Linked DNA regions of Homo sapiens: region 2 is linked to region 1. The links are chromatin contacts, found by Hi-C or POLR2A ChIA-PET in ENCODE. All regions are on one chromosome and are shown on one strand. Each heading gives the region's core, a stretch centred on a gene start or an enhancer-like site at or near the end of the contact. The rest is flanking DNA. Distances are from core to core; before and after follow the strand shown. Region 1 holds the start of PCOLCE2 (procollagen C-endopeptidase enhancer 2). Region 2 holds the start of HLMR1 (hepatic lncRNA metabolic regulator 1).

Region 1 (7,947 bases), core at 2,534-5,033:
ATCACCGTGAGCAAAGAGGTTCTGTGATTCTCTTATTCTGTAGGAGGCAATAGGCTGTCTGGCCTTTGGGGCAGGAGTGTGGTAAGGTTGAATTTCCCAGGGCAGAAATGTATCTGAAGTGCTCACAACAGCGGTGACTGCATTAAGTTCAAGTACCTGCATTTAGTGCTTAGTCTTGGTGGCAATAATAGCAGTAGATTTCTCACTGGCCATTTCTGAGGCGAGGTTTTGGCTCTTATTCCAGGAAAATGAGCTTTGAGACTGTTTCTATGATTCTTTTGATGATAATGTGAACTTTCTGCTCTGCTTGAAATTCTGAGTGGACTCAGTTGTTTGTAGCTAAGAAACCTGACCAGTACAATTCCTAATATCTTATTCTTGGCAGAGAGGTGTGTTGAGGTGGGGCAGGGGAAAGAGGAAGGTCTACGTTTGTTCCTAATGTGTGTTTACAGACATCAAAAAACACTGAATTTTTTTTTTTTTTAGATGGAATCCCACTCTGTCGCCCAGGGTGGAGTGCAGTGCCGTGATCTCGGCTCGCTGCAACCTCTGCCTCCTGGGTTCAAGCGATTCTTGTGTCTCAGCCTCCCGAGTAGCTGGGATTACAGGCGCCCATCACCACGCCCAATTAACGTTTGTATTTTTGGTAGAGACAAGGTTTCACCATGTTGGCCAGGTTGATCTTGAACTCCTGGGCTCAAGTGACCTGCCCACCTCTGCCTCCCAAAGTGCTGGGATTACAGGCCTGAGCCACCGTGCCCAGTGTGAACTAACTTATGAACATTCCGGATTTTTTACAAGATGAGTACCGCACTATGGAATAAATGTGCAATGGATTTACACGACATTTTCAGACGTTTACAAGGTTGATGAGTGAATCAGAGATTAGCTGACAATGTTGACATATTGGGCCCAGCTAGATACTAGCATTGTGTAGCAAGGAATGTTTGAGTGGGGCCTAATTTTATAAGTGGTCAGTTCATTGGTGAATATTTTCATATTCCCATGATGCTGATTCTCTGTGCAACCTGGTAACAGCAGAGGCTGGATAATAAGGATCAGTTCACCCACCACTCCACTTTTTGTTTTAAAGAATCTACCCACAGGGCTTTTGTTCTTTTTCTCTCTCCACTTTTCTACTGCCTGTGGGGGTAGCTCCTTGTCCATTATACTAATTCTGTTATCACACAAGTCCAGAAACTGGTCTCACAGAGATGGACCTTACATATACCTTCAAAGTGCACTTGAGTCTTGATATGGTTTGGCTGTGTCTCCACCCAAATCTCACCTTGAATTGTAATAATCCCCAGGTGTCAAGGGTGGGACCAGGTGGAGGTAATTGAATCGTGGGAATGGTTTCCCCCATGCTGTTCTCCTGGTGGTGAGTGAATGCTCATGAGAGCTGATGGTTTTGTAAGGGGCTTTTCCCCTTCTCCTATCACCCTGTGAGGAGGTGCCTTCTGCCATGATTATAAGTTTCCTGAGGACTCCCCAGCCATGTGAAACTGTGAGTCAATTAAACTTCTTTTCTTTATAAATTACCCAGTCTCGGGTATTTCTTCATAGCGGCGTGAGAACAAACTAATAAAAGTCTCTCAATTTTAACACATCAACTTCTCAGGACATTTAAGGTTTATAATTTTGGTCAGAACTGTAGTTCCAAGTCAAATATGTGTTTTTAAGAGCCAATAATATGGGTTTTAGTAAATTCTAAAATCACATGGTAAAATCAATGTCTTATGAGTGTCAACAACAGAATGATTGGTGTTAAAATCCTAACTCTTTAGTGAGCATATGAACACAGTCATCAATCTATAAATTAAGAAATGGCTGTGTATTTTAGTTCAAATAGTTTCCTATTTAGGCACATTTAATACTTTGTTATTTATTTTAAATTTTGAAAACTTAGCTTAGTCCTGAATGAAGTATTTTCTGGTTTACGAGGACTGCAAATCATTACCAGAAAGTGAATTGAGCAATATTTCCCTTTATAATTTAAAACTATGACTTTCAAATAAACAATTATCTAAAAACACTTATGCTATTAGATAGCATATTCTTGAAATGCGTGCAAAATCAACAACCATTTATTCTCCTCTTCCCTGTTTTAAAGACATTTTTATTGGGTTGAGAGTGTTTCAGGATATAAAGCAGTTTGCCAAATTCTGTCACCCTTTTTTTTAATGTCATAAAGGGTGTGGTGCCTGTAGAGAAGTTTTGAAAGTTGTACTTTATGATGTTTTTGCCTTCACTTTTTAAAAAAATGGTAAGATAATCTAAGTCCTGTCCGTATATTCTGGTTCCTAGTATAGGCTTCAGGGTGCACTCACTATGAAAAGTCAGAATATTTCCTGTAGCCAGTTTTACTTACTTCCTTGCCAGGAGTGTTTAGGTTCTTTTTTTTTTTTTTTTCTTTTTTGAGATGGAGTCTCACTCTGTCGCCCGGGGCTGGAGTGCAATGGCGTGATCTCGGCTCACTGCAACCTCCGCCTCCCGGGTTCACGCGATACTTCTGCCTCAGCTTCCCGAGTACCCGGGATTACAGACGCACACCGCAACACCTGGCTAATTTTTTGTATTTTTAGTCGAGGCGGGGTTTCACCATCTTGGCCAGACTGGTTTCGAACTCCTGACCTCGTGATCCGCCCGCCTCGGCCTCCAAAAGTGCTGGGATTACAGGCGTGGGCCATCGCGCCCACCCGTGTTTAGATTCTTAACAGCTCATTATTAGAAATAAAGTCTCGATAAGAACTACTTTAATACTTAATTTTCTTGCTTAGAAAGGTGAAAACAATTTAGAAGGAACAACGTGAGGCATCAAAGTTAAGCTGTATCTCCCATAGCTGGTGATTATTAAAAATCTCTATGAATCTAGTCTGTTCCTGTCATTCTTTTATTAATCCCTGGTTATTGGGAAGCTCTTAACAAAATAAATGTTTAAAATTATATTTCTGTAATTAAGTAAAAGAGAGTATTGATTCCACAAGGCTAGAATTGTTCGTCTAAGAAAAACGAATTCTCCGTAAATTTTAACCCGTTAATACCACAGAAAGATGCTGTTGGAAAGGTCTAAGAACAGAGAGATGCAAGCAGAGAAACACCATTTTCAGAACATGACATGGGATGGTGAGATTTGCTGATTTGGTTCCGTCTTCATTATCTGACATTTAATGACAGTTCACACAGAAATCGCTCGCCTGAAAACCCGTGTTTAAATCCCGGCACAGAGACTGTCTTCCTTGTCATTGTCATACCAGTAAAAAAAAGAAAAGTATCTAGAGAGAGAGAGAGGAGAATAAGCACAGAAGTTAAAATACAATAAAATCCCTTTTCCCTTTCTTTCCTTGGATCTGGGTTTTGAAGGAGACAAAGAAGGACCCCCAGGCTTTCCAGCAGCCAGCAAGCGCTATTACTTTTTATTTAAAAGCAACTGGGAAAAACATTCCCCAAAGCAAAACCAGAAGCCCTCCCTGAGAATCGTCTCTGGGCGTCGGGGCCCGGGCCGCTGGGGTGCCACTCCGCAAGGGGTTCCTCTTCTCCCCGGGGTCCCTGAGGGCTGGACGAGAGAGGACCCGTCGGTCCCGGGGTGCCGGGAGGAGACGTTCGCCCGCCCCACGAGAGGGGGCGGCTCTGGCCTCGGAGCCGCCCCTCCTGCCGCCGGAGAACAAACGGGATATTCAGCAGTGGCCTGTGGCTGCCAGAGCAGCTCCTCAGGGGAAACTAAGCGTCGAGTCAGACGGCACCATAATCGCCTTTAAAAGTGCCTCCGCCCTGCCGGCCGCGTATCCCCCGGCTACCTGGGCCGCCCCGCGGCGGTGCGCGCGTGAGAGGGAGCGCGCGGGCAGCCGAGCGCCGGTGTGAGCCAGCGCTGCTGCCAGTGTGAGCGGCGGTGTGAGCGCGGTGGGTGCGGAGGGGCGTGTGTGCCGGCGCGCGCGCCGTGGGGTGCAAACCCCGAGCGTCTACGCTGCCATGAGGGGCGCGAACGCCTGGGCGCCACTCTGCCTGCTGCTGGCTGCCGCCACCCAGCTCTCGCGGCAGCAGTCCCCAGAGAGGTAACGCGACCCCTGCCCGGGCTCCCTTTCTCTCCTTTCCCTTCCTCCACCCCTGCAGCCTCGCCTGCTGCTTTACTCAACCCGCTTCGGCGCGCCTGGGTGACCCAGCGCTCGACCCTGCGCTCCCGCGCGGTGCAGGCGTCCGCCACCCTCGGGTAGGCTAAGCCCGGGACTTCGGGACCCATCCTTGCTCGCGGGGCTCCCTCCTGGGTCCCCAGCCCGGCCTGCCGGATGGCCCTGCAGCTGGCTTGGCCACCACGTGGCGGGGCTTAATCTGACTTGTGTCTCCCCTCTCCTCGTGTCTATGGGGCCAGAGGGAAGCACTGGGGCCCAAATATGTGGATTTTGGTTTACCGCTGTTTTTTTTCCTTCCCCGAGAGGCTTTGCCCAGAGACGTAAACTAGGGAACAACCCTAGCGGCGCGGCGCCTAGGGAGCCGCTCCGGAAAGTTAACTCTTCGCCAACCTCTGGAAGGCCCCAGGAGCTGGGCTGTGGGACCTGCCCGGTGGCCAACTTTGGCATCACCTCTTCAGCCTCCATCAACATCAGCCTCCCTTTCGATGGGAAGCTCTGCCAATGGCGAGTGATTTTCAGAAAGGGGGAGGAGAACTGGGCATCTCTCCAAATATGGGAACGACAAACTTTTTTTATATTAACCAATTGCTTGCCTGTCTTTCTTTAAAACCATGCTTCTCATTCAGCCTGGCTCTTACCTTCTCTCCCACTCCCCCAGTTAAATTGATGTATTTACCATTTTCCTACAAGACTTTGCCACAATGCCGAGGACTTGATTATACATATATATAATCTTGTGTTATTATGATGGAGACAGATGGCGCTGGACTGAATGCTTTGTCAGGCTATAATTTAAATATTCTAGGAGCTAGCAAATTTTCAGATCCCTTATATGGTGCAAGCATTGATTAATCAACATTAACTTTTATTTATATTAATAGGCTACACCTTTCTGAAGGTAACATCAGATTGTTAGACCATGTTTCAAATTACATTATCTTTTCTTCTTTTATGTTCCCAGACCTGTTTTCACATGTGGTGGCATTCTTACTGGAGAGTCTGGATTTATTGGCAGTGAAGGTTTTCCTGGAGTGTACCCTCCAAATAGCAAATGTACTTGGAAAATCACAGTAAGCATTTTTTAAAAAGGTATTCTCCTGGAAGTGGGTGTTGGCAACAGTGTGAGGCTGCTGCCTTTTTCCTCTGGTGTTAGGATTTGAGTAAGAGGCAAATGCCTGAAATAGTGAAATGTTGGATTTACCCCAACTATTGGGAAGATTTTTATTAATATAATAGATCTAGTCGTGTCCTGCATTAGTGATTACAAAGGGCACAAGATAATGCTTGAAGGAATAAATTCTCAGAGCAGATGTGTTTCTGAAAGCCCAGTGTGACTCAGTTGAGTTTTATAGATTCATAATTAAAGCTGTTTTCAGTCAAAGGCCTGTTGTAATGACCTTCATAAGTTTTTTGTTGCTCGTGCCTTCATAAATTCCCAGTGGGAAATGGAAGATCAAAGATAGTGCTTTGACTACTCTATGCTCATTAGGAAAGGAAAAAGAAAAAAAATAAAAAAAGCCCACTTAATGTTCCTGGGTTGAAACCACCTCTAAAGGCAGTCTAAGAATAGAGAATGGGGGGGTGGGAATCTAAATAGCAGCCAAGGGCCAATAAAAAGTCCATGCTGATTAGTAATAACATAGATTATGCTGAGTCAAGATAAGCTGGATTTAGAGACAGCCATATATTTTTTAACTGATTTAGAGTCAACTAGAGTGAGTCATCTTTCCAGTCAGCATAGCATTGACTGTTACCTTCTTCACTTTTTCGTTGTTGGGAAGTTGTTTAGTAATTGAATACGTTGGTTCACTGAGAGCTTCTTTCAGTCAGATTGTGCCACTGGAGGACTTAGATTTTTTAAAAAGTAGCCCCCACTGAATGTGTAAACTAGCAGTTACTGTGTGCCAGGCATTTACCATGCCAAGTAGTTAGCAAGTATAATCACCCAGAATCCTCAAAACAACTGTATGAGAAAGTATCTATTATCATCCCTATTTTATAGATGGGGAAGCTGAGGCCTGAAACAATTATAGAAATTGACTTGATCAGACAGTCGGGAAGCCCAACTTTATGTAAAAGTAAAACCTACTTTGCAATAAGGTATTCCCACTGAGGTCATTTTGCAGGCAGATATGAGAGGTCCCCTTCCATAATATAAAACTCAGCTCTTACATGCCTTGACGGCCTCTTGTAAAATGCCAACCATGTCACAAACTGGTACAGATTTCATTATGTTATTATAGCACATGTGGCCAGGAAAGAAGTCATAGAAAATAAGTTTGAAATACTATTAACATAAATGTCAAATAAGTCTCTGAAACAAAAATAAAAGCAGCTTGATTTTCATGTCGTGATTGTGTTTTAAATGTAATTAAATGGCCATAAGTTTTAAACGACCCTAGAAAATCAATGGCTCAGAGGCGTCATGTGCCCAAGTAGAAATTCATGGTTGGCCATGTGTTCTGAGTATTGCGGACAGGTTGATGTGACTTTACACTTTGACTGGGGTTGGGGGGCACGTCCAGTGAAAGCTTTCCTTGATAAAGGAACGGTTTGCCTCAGGAGAGGCATGATTTCCTGTGTGGGAGTGGGGAAGTTAAATGGATGCTCCATCTGGATGTCCTGTGAAGGGAAAGCCTGTGAGCTCAGCAGTCACTTCCCTGGATTCAAATTCCAGTTTCACCGCCATAAACTGTGTGTCCAGGATCTACCTCCTTTAAACCTTAGGATTACTGTGAAGACAAAATGAGATAGTGTAAAATGCTTCAACTCAGTGCCTGAGTGGGAAGAAGCTTGATTTGTCTGAAGAACAAATTAAGGAGGTTGGAGTGGCTGGAATGGAATGAGCAAGGGGACAGTGGGAAGAGAAGCGAAGAAGGTAAACAGGACTCTGTAGGCCACGGTGGAGAGTTTGAATTTTGTTTTGAGTAGGAGTCACTGGAAGATCTTAAGCAGAGGAATGAGCTTATCTGGTGTCTGCGTGGAAGATGAACTGTAGGGAGTTAAGAGTAGAGGCAGAGAGACCAATTAGGAAGCTGTTGTGGTATCCAGGAGAGGGAAGATGGTGGAGTAGACAAGGTGGTAGCAGAGAAGATGAAGAAATGCGGAGTCTTCTGCCCACAGTGTTTTCTCAGCAGCTCTGCCTGCGGTTAGGATATAGTGGCACCAGCTAGAAGGATACATGCACCAGGCTCTGTCTCCCTGCTTAGCCATTCCAGACAGGACTGTGCTCTACTATGGCCTTGTCCAAGGCCATCTATTAAAGGTTTTTCCCACGCTGGTTGGTCCAGCCCATTTTTCTGTTCCTGCAGTCAGTAAACCAAGAATAGTGTTCCCATTGAGTGATTCAGTATCACTTTTATTAAAATATCACAGAGGCCGCTGGAGATGGGAAAGCCTCAGAGTGGTCCTTAAACTGTAGTTCCTGTAGCTGGGGGGAAATATCTTGCTTTCACTCACTGGCCTCCCATTCTGTTCGTCCAAACTGGAGATGTGTCCCAGCATGGTAGCTTTCACCGCTAAATGGTTTTCATTAAACTCTATCATATCAATGCAAGAATGGGAAATGTCTGATTTTAACTTTTGCTTTAAGAAAGGTGAATCCTAGTTGTTACCACCAAACTTCCAGTCCTTCGTGTTGGACTTTCTGATGCGAAAGTACAGCCTGCAGATTGGAAATTTAGATGTGTCCTTACATTATAGTACTTTAAAATTTTTATAGCAATTTCTTAGACAGCTGCATTGTTCCAACACACTGTATTGGCTATTTAAATGTAAATTAAGTTAAACATTTAGTTTCTTAGTCATACTAGCCACATTC
Region 2 (7,947 bases), core at 3,926-6,425, 38 kb before region 1:
AGGCCAGGAGTTGGAGACCAGCCTGGCCAACACAGCGAAACCCCATCTCTACTAAAAATACAAAAATTAGCTGGGCGTGATGGTGGCGCCTGTAATCCCAGCTACTTGGGATGCTGAGGCACAAGAATCTGAACCTGGGAGGCAGAGGTTGCAGTGAGCCGAGATCCTGCCTCTGCACTCCAGCCTAGGTGACAGAGTGAGATTCTGTCTCAAAAAAACAAAAACAAAAACAAATTTTTTTTTTGTTTCACTGGGTATTAGCTTCTAGCATTGTTACCTGGCCCTTTGTATGAGTCTCAAAACACAAGGTGAGTCAGTGAGCATGCACAAGCCAGGGACATTTCCTTTCTGCCTGCAGCCTGACGTCTCGAGGCCCTATCAAGCCAGCGTGCCCCCAGTGGTCCTGTTGTGTCTTGCACCTGGTGACAAGGAGGGCCCAGGGTAGGAGGGAAGAAGCCAGCGGTGTAAGGCATGAGGTAGTGTGATCCTGAGCTGTGCCTTGGAAGACCTGGACACCTGGAGCAGCGGGCAATAGGCCCAGCTGGCTAAGCAGAAGGAACACGACAACAGCATGGTTTCTGCAGTGAGAAAGTTCCAAGAGCTTCTCCACAACAAAGACCAAAACCACCTCTCTGCACTCAAAAGAAGGTGATCTTTTTGGAGGGTCATTAGTAGCATTGAGCAGAAAACCATAGCTGAGGATCAATAACCTCAAACTGTCAGAACATTTTCATAACATGTCTCCTGGTGCACATGCAGGAGATTTTTCTTTGGTGAATATCTGTAAGTACAATCTCTATCAGTGAACACTTCTAAATAGTAGCTTTAAATGGTTGCTTGTCACTAAGTTTGGTTCTTTTCTTATAAATATGTCTAGAACTCATCTATTGATCCATACATTCATCCTGGGGGAAAGTACCATTGAGTATCCCTATCACAATTGCCTCATTGTTGAACTGGTAATAGACATCTCAGCAAACTCACAGGGAAACTAAAAGAAGAATTAAACGCTTTGAGGTATTTTAAACTTGGAGAGGCTATTTAAATCCATGTTACTTTTAAACCCAAAATTTCCCATTGTTTCCAGGAGAGGGCACAAATTCATCTTACGGTTATTCTTAGTGCTTTTCATCACCTTTCTTGACTTTACCCCACGTGTACACATGCACACACCCTCACATAAACATGCACACCCTACCTCTTATTTTATAAAATGACTGGTTATCTATTAACCAGCTTATGCAGCCATTTCAGAACCTATGCAAAGCAGCTTTGAACAGACTCTTCACTCTGCTGCAAGATCCAGAATGTCAACTGGGGCTTCATGAGGTTCCCATGTAGAGCTGGGCCTGCTAGTGTTAAATACATATGGCTTTAATTTACAGTCCAGTCCCTATATCGTTGTTTCCAATTGCCAATGGCATTGGTAAACCAACAGTAGTAATAGGAGTAGTCTCAGGCAATAAGGAGACACATTTTCTATAGAGAATTTTAAAACAATAATTAAATGGACTAAAAGCTGATTTGCTTTTACTATATTCACACATTGGCAATTCTACACAATGGTCAAATGCTCTCCCCGTCCCCGCTAAATCTTTTGTTGGTCTGCAGTCGAAAAAATTTCTGTGGTTATTATTCAATTTTGTAATACATAAAATCAGCAATGTTATTGCTTATCTCTTAAGAAACACATTTTCTCCTTTAGTAATAACTCCTGTGTGGGAGTTAACTCAGAGAAGACTTGACATAAATGGACTTATCTACACACTCTTGTTTGAGAGTTAAGTTCCAGATGGTTCAGAATCATTCATATTTGTGCTTGCTTTGGGTACACTTCATGCTCCAACCCATGTGGGACTATCTGCTTCTGCATTTAAACACTAGATCTGGAATAAGCAATGGCAGTAGAGTGATTGTGACAGAACTTGGGCTACCTCAATTCTCTCTCATTCAATTTAGTGCTCTCATGAAAACTCACTTGGAGTTTTTATTTATAATTAAAATTTAAAATAATAATGCAGCGTAAACCACAAGGTGTAATTTTTTTTGGTAACTGCAAGTTTATTTCACATGTGCAATATTTCACACCTTTGAATAATATCTTTAAAAATTGAAATTGATGTCTTTTTTATTGTTCTTTTTCTTATGTAATTACTATTGCACTGTAATGTTATTCATTTTTATGGCAGTCTAGTATGTAGGTATGTGTATTTTCTTTTTTGTTTGAAAAACATTAATGTAATTAAAAGTATTAGTCCACTACTTTCCCCTTTTTTGATACTATAAAATGTATTTTATTATTTTATTTTTCATTTTTATTGGAATGATTACATATACGAAGTTCAATAAAATAAAAATCTCTCTCAGTCCATTTTTCTTTTTATTCATTTCATTATTATTACCAAAAATAATGCTGTATGGAGTAGTGGGGTGTTAAAAAATGATCTGCTCGACAACACCAGTCACACAAGGCACGCCCTGCTTCCTTGCAGATCCTCAGGAGAGCTGCCCTGTCTGAGAACACTGCCCTCTGCTGCTCGGTGTGAATTCACCCATGAGGCTTATAAACAGAGAATTAACCCTCACTCTACCTTAAACTTACTCTTTTATTCAGAGAGGTATATCTAACTACAGTGTCAACTTTGTCTTGGTTCACACAGATCCCCAGGAACAGAGTGAGCAATCAACACATTTTTGTTGAATGAAAGAAGGAATGTGATGTTACTTTGCACATATTGGAGAGTGCATGCAAATGTGTTAATATGTCTGAGTATTGTGTGCAAGTGTGGGTGTTCACAGCACAAAATAGGCTGGTCAAGAGTGAACATCATATATTTTACTTTTCTTGCACCCACCCACCCCCCGCCCCCCACCACTTCCCAGCCGTGCCAGAGACACTACAGATGCAGACTAACAAATTGACTTAGAAGGTCAGGACTCAAAAGCCTATTCCAAAAATATTAAGAATGGCCAAGAAGTTAAAATCCAATCAAATAAAATCCCATTTTTTAATTCTTTTGTTAGCACACTAGTTTTTTGTGTGGTGGAGGAGAGGTTACTCATTAGAAAATAAAATTCTAAACTTATAACAAGATACTATAACTGATACTAATCTTTGCCAACTGTTAATAATTTCTTTCTCATTCTTGTAACTGATGCCCGAAATGCATCTAATATATAATTCCGAAACATTTTAATTACCATTATATTTAAAGTAAGAAAGGAGGGGGAAATGTAGCTTTTAAAGACTCTGAGCAGCTCACCTAAGATGGCCTTTCAAAGATAAGTGATATAAAACATTAAAGAGCCTAAAGCTTACATAGTCCAGCCTTGGTGTGTAAATAAAGGAGGCAGAGCCCAGAGAGTATAGGCTTGTTCAGAGTCTCACAGTGTGAGGGTATAGCCAGGACCAGAAGCCTGCAATCCCTACTTCCACCCCAGTCTCTCATCCTACACAGCACAGCTTCCAATGTAGAAGAAAATGGCTCTATCTTTGTTTGTTATATCAGATTGTTTAAAGTATTTAAGATATGTGCTTTAGATATCATTACACTGGCAGATAACAATATACAGAGTAATAAGAATTTGAAGATAACTTTGAGAATCACTTATTATAACACATACATTAACAAGAGAGAATGAATATTTACTAAGTATCTACCACATCCATGGCACATGGCTATTCCCTATAGAGACTACTGAATGAATAAATGATAGCATGAACTTATGTAACACTCGCCATAAGCCAGGTTGGTCTAAGTGCTTTACATTCATTAAGACGTTTAATCTTCACAACAACTCTGTGAATATCTGTTATTATCACCATCCCCAGTTTACAGATAAGGAAATTGAGGCACAGAGAACTTCACCAAGATCAGGCAGCCAGCAAACAGAACTTTACAACTTTGGTCATCTGACTCCATGGGCTATGCAAACTATGATCTACCTCCCATCTTAAGGAACAGAAACATAGGAAAAGGTGAATGGTAATGCGGATTTAAATAACAGTTAATGACAACTATAATGGACAAAAGGCAATATCCAAGAGGCAAGTGAATAGTATAAGTCAGAACTCTTTGCGTGCAAGCACCAGAAACTAAATTTAAAATCTCTTAAGTTATCTCAAAAGCTATTTATTTGCTGGCAATAGTAGAAGGCATTGTGGGCTGAATTTTGTCCCCCCACAATTCATGTGTTGAAGTCCTAACTCCCAGAACCTCCAAATATAACCATATTTGGCATAGGGCCTTTAAAGAGGTAATCAGGGTAAATTGAGGTCATTCGGATGGATCCCAATCTAATCTAACTGGTGTCCCTGTAAGAAAGTGAGATTAGGACAAAGACACACACAGAGGGAAGGCCAAGTGAAGGCACAGAGAGGAGGCCTATATGCAAGCAAGAAGAGAGTTTCCAGAGTGAAACCAACCTCCATGACACCTGGATCTCAGATTTCTAGTCTCCAAAGTCACAAGGAATTAAATTCCCATTTTTAGCCACCCAGTCTGTAATACTTTGTTAATGCAGCCTGAGCAGAATAAAATAGAAGAATACTGGGTGTTTCATAGAATTAAAGAGTTACAGGAAACAGTCGGAGCCAGGAATCTCAAGGACTAGAACAAGGACCTCAACACCTGCAGAATACACACACTATCCTCCCCACACTTCCAGCTTCAGAATTTAAAAATGCCAAGGATGGCCTCAACTGATCCAGTTGAGGTCGCATTCCCAACCCTAAGCCAATCATTTAATTCTCCTAGTTCAGTGATGCATCTCTACCATCCTTCGCCGGTCTGTGTCCCCAGATCCTCCTGTGGTTGAGTTTCCCAAGAGAGTAAACCTGGTTTCTGCCAGGACAAGAGAGAGGCTGCTGAAAGATGAGGAAGGAATCCAGAGGTCTGACTGCTTTCTCCAAGGACTTTCCATAAACCTCCTGTTTTCAGCTCCGCCTCTTACCTTTTCTTTCAGAAGAATCTGGTGCCTCCAATTCTGGGGACTTTACGGGTGCTGTGCCATGAACTAGCTTCCTTCTTAAGCTCCCCATCTGCTGGTACTGCAGTTTCAGCCCCTGTCCATGTCCATCTCCAAAAATGAGATGACATGGACTTTTCACCTATTCTTTCTGTCTTGTGGACTTGGGCCTTTTTGGCTTCTTTGCTGTCATTTTAGTAGCATTTTGAAAGAGATGAAAGAAAAACACAGGTTTTTAAACTGCAATGTTTAACCAGAAGTCTATTTTGGGAATTTTCAAATAATCCTCTGTGAAGGTGCCACAGTGGCTTACTTCTGGCTTGGGAAGGTGGCAGTAGCACAGAGGACAGACAGGAGAGCAGACTAGGAAAAGGGTAGGCAGGCTCTGGCCTCTGCCCCCGCATCAAGCAGAAAATCTTGCTTTTTATGTTTTATACATTGTCCTTCTAAGATTTCATTTGAAGAAAGAGACTTTAACTAAAAATAGAAAATCTTAAAACCACTGTGCAATACCAGCCTGCCTCCTACATATTTTAAAGAGTTTAAATTATGGTGTACATACATGTATTCTGGTTTTTTTTCATTAGATTGTGTTACAAACATGTTTCCATATTTATGTGGCTTTTTCATCATCAGTTTCTTAACCTAGTGCCTGGCACATGATAGGCTTTTAGTAAATAGTGATTGATTGAATGAATGAATTATATTTAACAGCTGCTTCTAATTTATTTGTAATTACAGAGAATAAGCTCTTCCATTCATTCATTTATTCACCCAACACATATTTATTCAATACCTATTATATGTCAGGCATTGATGGATGGTGCTGAGAATACAGGAATGAGTAAGGCAAACCGTCCTTTCCACACAGAGCCAACAGTCTAACGGGGGAATCTGACAAGTGAATTGACAATCACAATATGTATAAAAGCTATGGGAAACAAAAAGCATCTACAGGAGCACATCATAGGGGTCCCTAATGCAGACCTGAAAGTTGGGGAAGTCTCCCTGGAGGAAAAGACTTAAAGTGAATCCTAAAAAACTAACAAAACAGTTTCTGGTTCAGCATGTAAGAAATTTGGAAGTTGCCACTCTGTCCTAATGAGTAAAAAGCTGAACAAACTGAAAAACCAAATTAGCCAGGCATGGTGGTGCACACCTGTGGTCCCAGCTACTCGGGAGGCTGAGGCATGAGAATTGCTTGAGCCTGGGAGGTGGAGGTTGTAGAGAGCCGAGATTGCACCATTGCACTCCAGCCTGGGTGACAGAGCGATATTCTTGTCTCAAAAAAAAAAAAAAAAAAGCAGTGAAAAATCAACAACTCTTCTTAGCTCTATAAGAGAAGTGATGGCACAGGACAAATTGCTTCCCCCAAAATTGGGAAGACCAACAGGCAAATACAGAGAATCACAACTTCAAGAGCAGAAACCTCCATGGGAACCAGTGCTGGCACAGAAAAGTCTGAACTTGTAACTGTGAATTGCTGGAGCCAGTTCTCAGACAAGTGTGAACAAGTCTGAGAGATAAAAATCCAGGGGAACTGAATCATAGAGAGGTCCCCACACTTTTGTGGGTTTTACCTCCAGGAGCACTACCAGGTCTCACAGTGAATATTAGGGAAAAAAATCCCCTCCTGCTTCCAGCAGTGGGAGGGGAAAAGGAGCCATTTTGAAATATGCTAGAGCATTATGTTCTTAACAAGGTCTGTCCTCAGGAGAAACTATGTAACCAGAGCCTGACCTGCTGGGGTTAAATATCCAACTCAAGTCCATTCCAGCCATCCTGTCCCACCTAAGGTGAGGTGGGGGAAGGGACCTAGAGGCACATGAAGTTCACAATCCAGAGTAATGGGCTCACTGAAAGACTGAGGAGAACACTTCCTCTCCCCACAGATCTTACCACCACCTAACTAAAGGCCTGTTGACAGCAGTTCCTTTTACCCAGGACACGTATCATTCCTGCTATCCAAAAAAGAAAAACAAAAACAAAAACAAGACATACAAAAAAGAAAAAAAAACCCACAGTTTGAAGAGACAGAACAAGTATCAGAACCAGATTCAGATATGGCAAAGATGTTGAAATTATCAAACCAGAAATTTAAAACCACTATGATTAATGTGCTCAGCTTTAATGGATAAAGAGGACAGCATGCAAGAACAGATGGGCAAGGTAAGCAGAGAAATGGAAATTCTAAGAAAGAACCAAAAAGAAATGCTACAGATCAAAAACATTGCAATAGAATTGAAAAATGTAGGCTGGGCATGGTGGCTCATGCCTGTAATCCCAGCACTTTGGGAGGCCAAAGCGGGCAGATCATGAGTCCAGGAGTTCAAGACCAGTTTGGGCAACATGGCAAAACCCCATTTCTACAAAAAATACAAAAATTAGCAGGGCATGGTGGCATGCCTGTTGTCCGAGCTACTTGAGAGGCTAAGGCAGGAGGATCACTTGAAGCTGGGAGGTCGAGGTTGCAGTGAGCCATGTTTGCCCCACTGCACTCTAGCCTGGGTGACAAAGTGAGAACCTGACTCAAATAATAACAATAATAAAGAAATGAAAAATGCCTTTGATGGGCTTATTAGTAGAATGAGCATGGCTGAGAAAAGAATCTCTGAGCATAAGGATATCTCAGTAAAAACCTCCCAAACTGATAAGCACAGAGAAAAAACGACTTAAAAAAAACCCCAGAATCTCTAAGAACTCTGAAACAATTACAAATGGTATAACATATGTGTAATGGGACTATCAGAAGGAAAAGAAAGAGAGAAAGGAACAGAATAAATATTTGATATGATAAGGACTAAGAATTTCCCAAAATTAATGTCAGACACCAAACCACAAATCTAGGCATCTTAGAGAACACCAAGCATGATAAATGCCAGAAAAACTACACCTAGGTATGTCACTTTCAAAGTACAGAAACTCAACATAAAGAGAAAATTCTACAAGAAGCCAGAGAAAAAACACCCTTCCTATAGA

Evidence for each region. A loop is a pair of places that touch in the nucleus more often than their neighbours do. ChIA-PET counts read pairs that join two places held with the same protein, here RNA polymerase II (POLR2A). Pooled maps may share reads with other maps.
Region 2: a pooled map shows a loop between it and region 1 (2.4-fold over the local background). The contact joins the promoter of HLMR1 here to the promoter of PCOLCE2 in region 1. A Hi-C loop is called at or near these places in 1 of 168 maps with a recorded cell type or tissue (ascending aorta) and 5 of 50 pooled maps. POLR2A ChIA-PET finds 5 or more read pairs at or near these places in 2 of 52 experiments (AG04450 and activated T-cell).

The regions. Positions count from the first base shown.
Region 1 is chr3:142,884,919-142,892,865 of GRCh38, reverse strand. It overlaps PCOLCE2 (procollagen C-endopeptidase enhancer 2), which reads left to right and starts at 3,783. Exons shown (of 9, transcript NM_013363.4): 1 at 3,783-4,052; 2 at 5,089-5,197. The coding sequence starts at 3,970. It overlaps LOC124909443 (a long non-coding RNA gene), which reads right to left and starts at 4,602. Exons shown (of 2, transcript XR_007096122.1): 1 at 4,407-4,602; 2 at 2,099-3,275. RefSeq lists a silencer at 3,791-3,840.
Region 2 is chr3:142,923,903-142,931,849 of GRCh38, reverse strand. HLMR1 (hepatic lncRNA metabolic regulator 1) reads right to left here and starts at 5,175. Exons shown (of 5, transcript NR_038455.1): 1 at 4,954-5,175. RefSeq lists an enhancer at 2,389-2,683.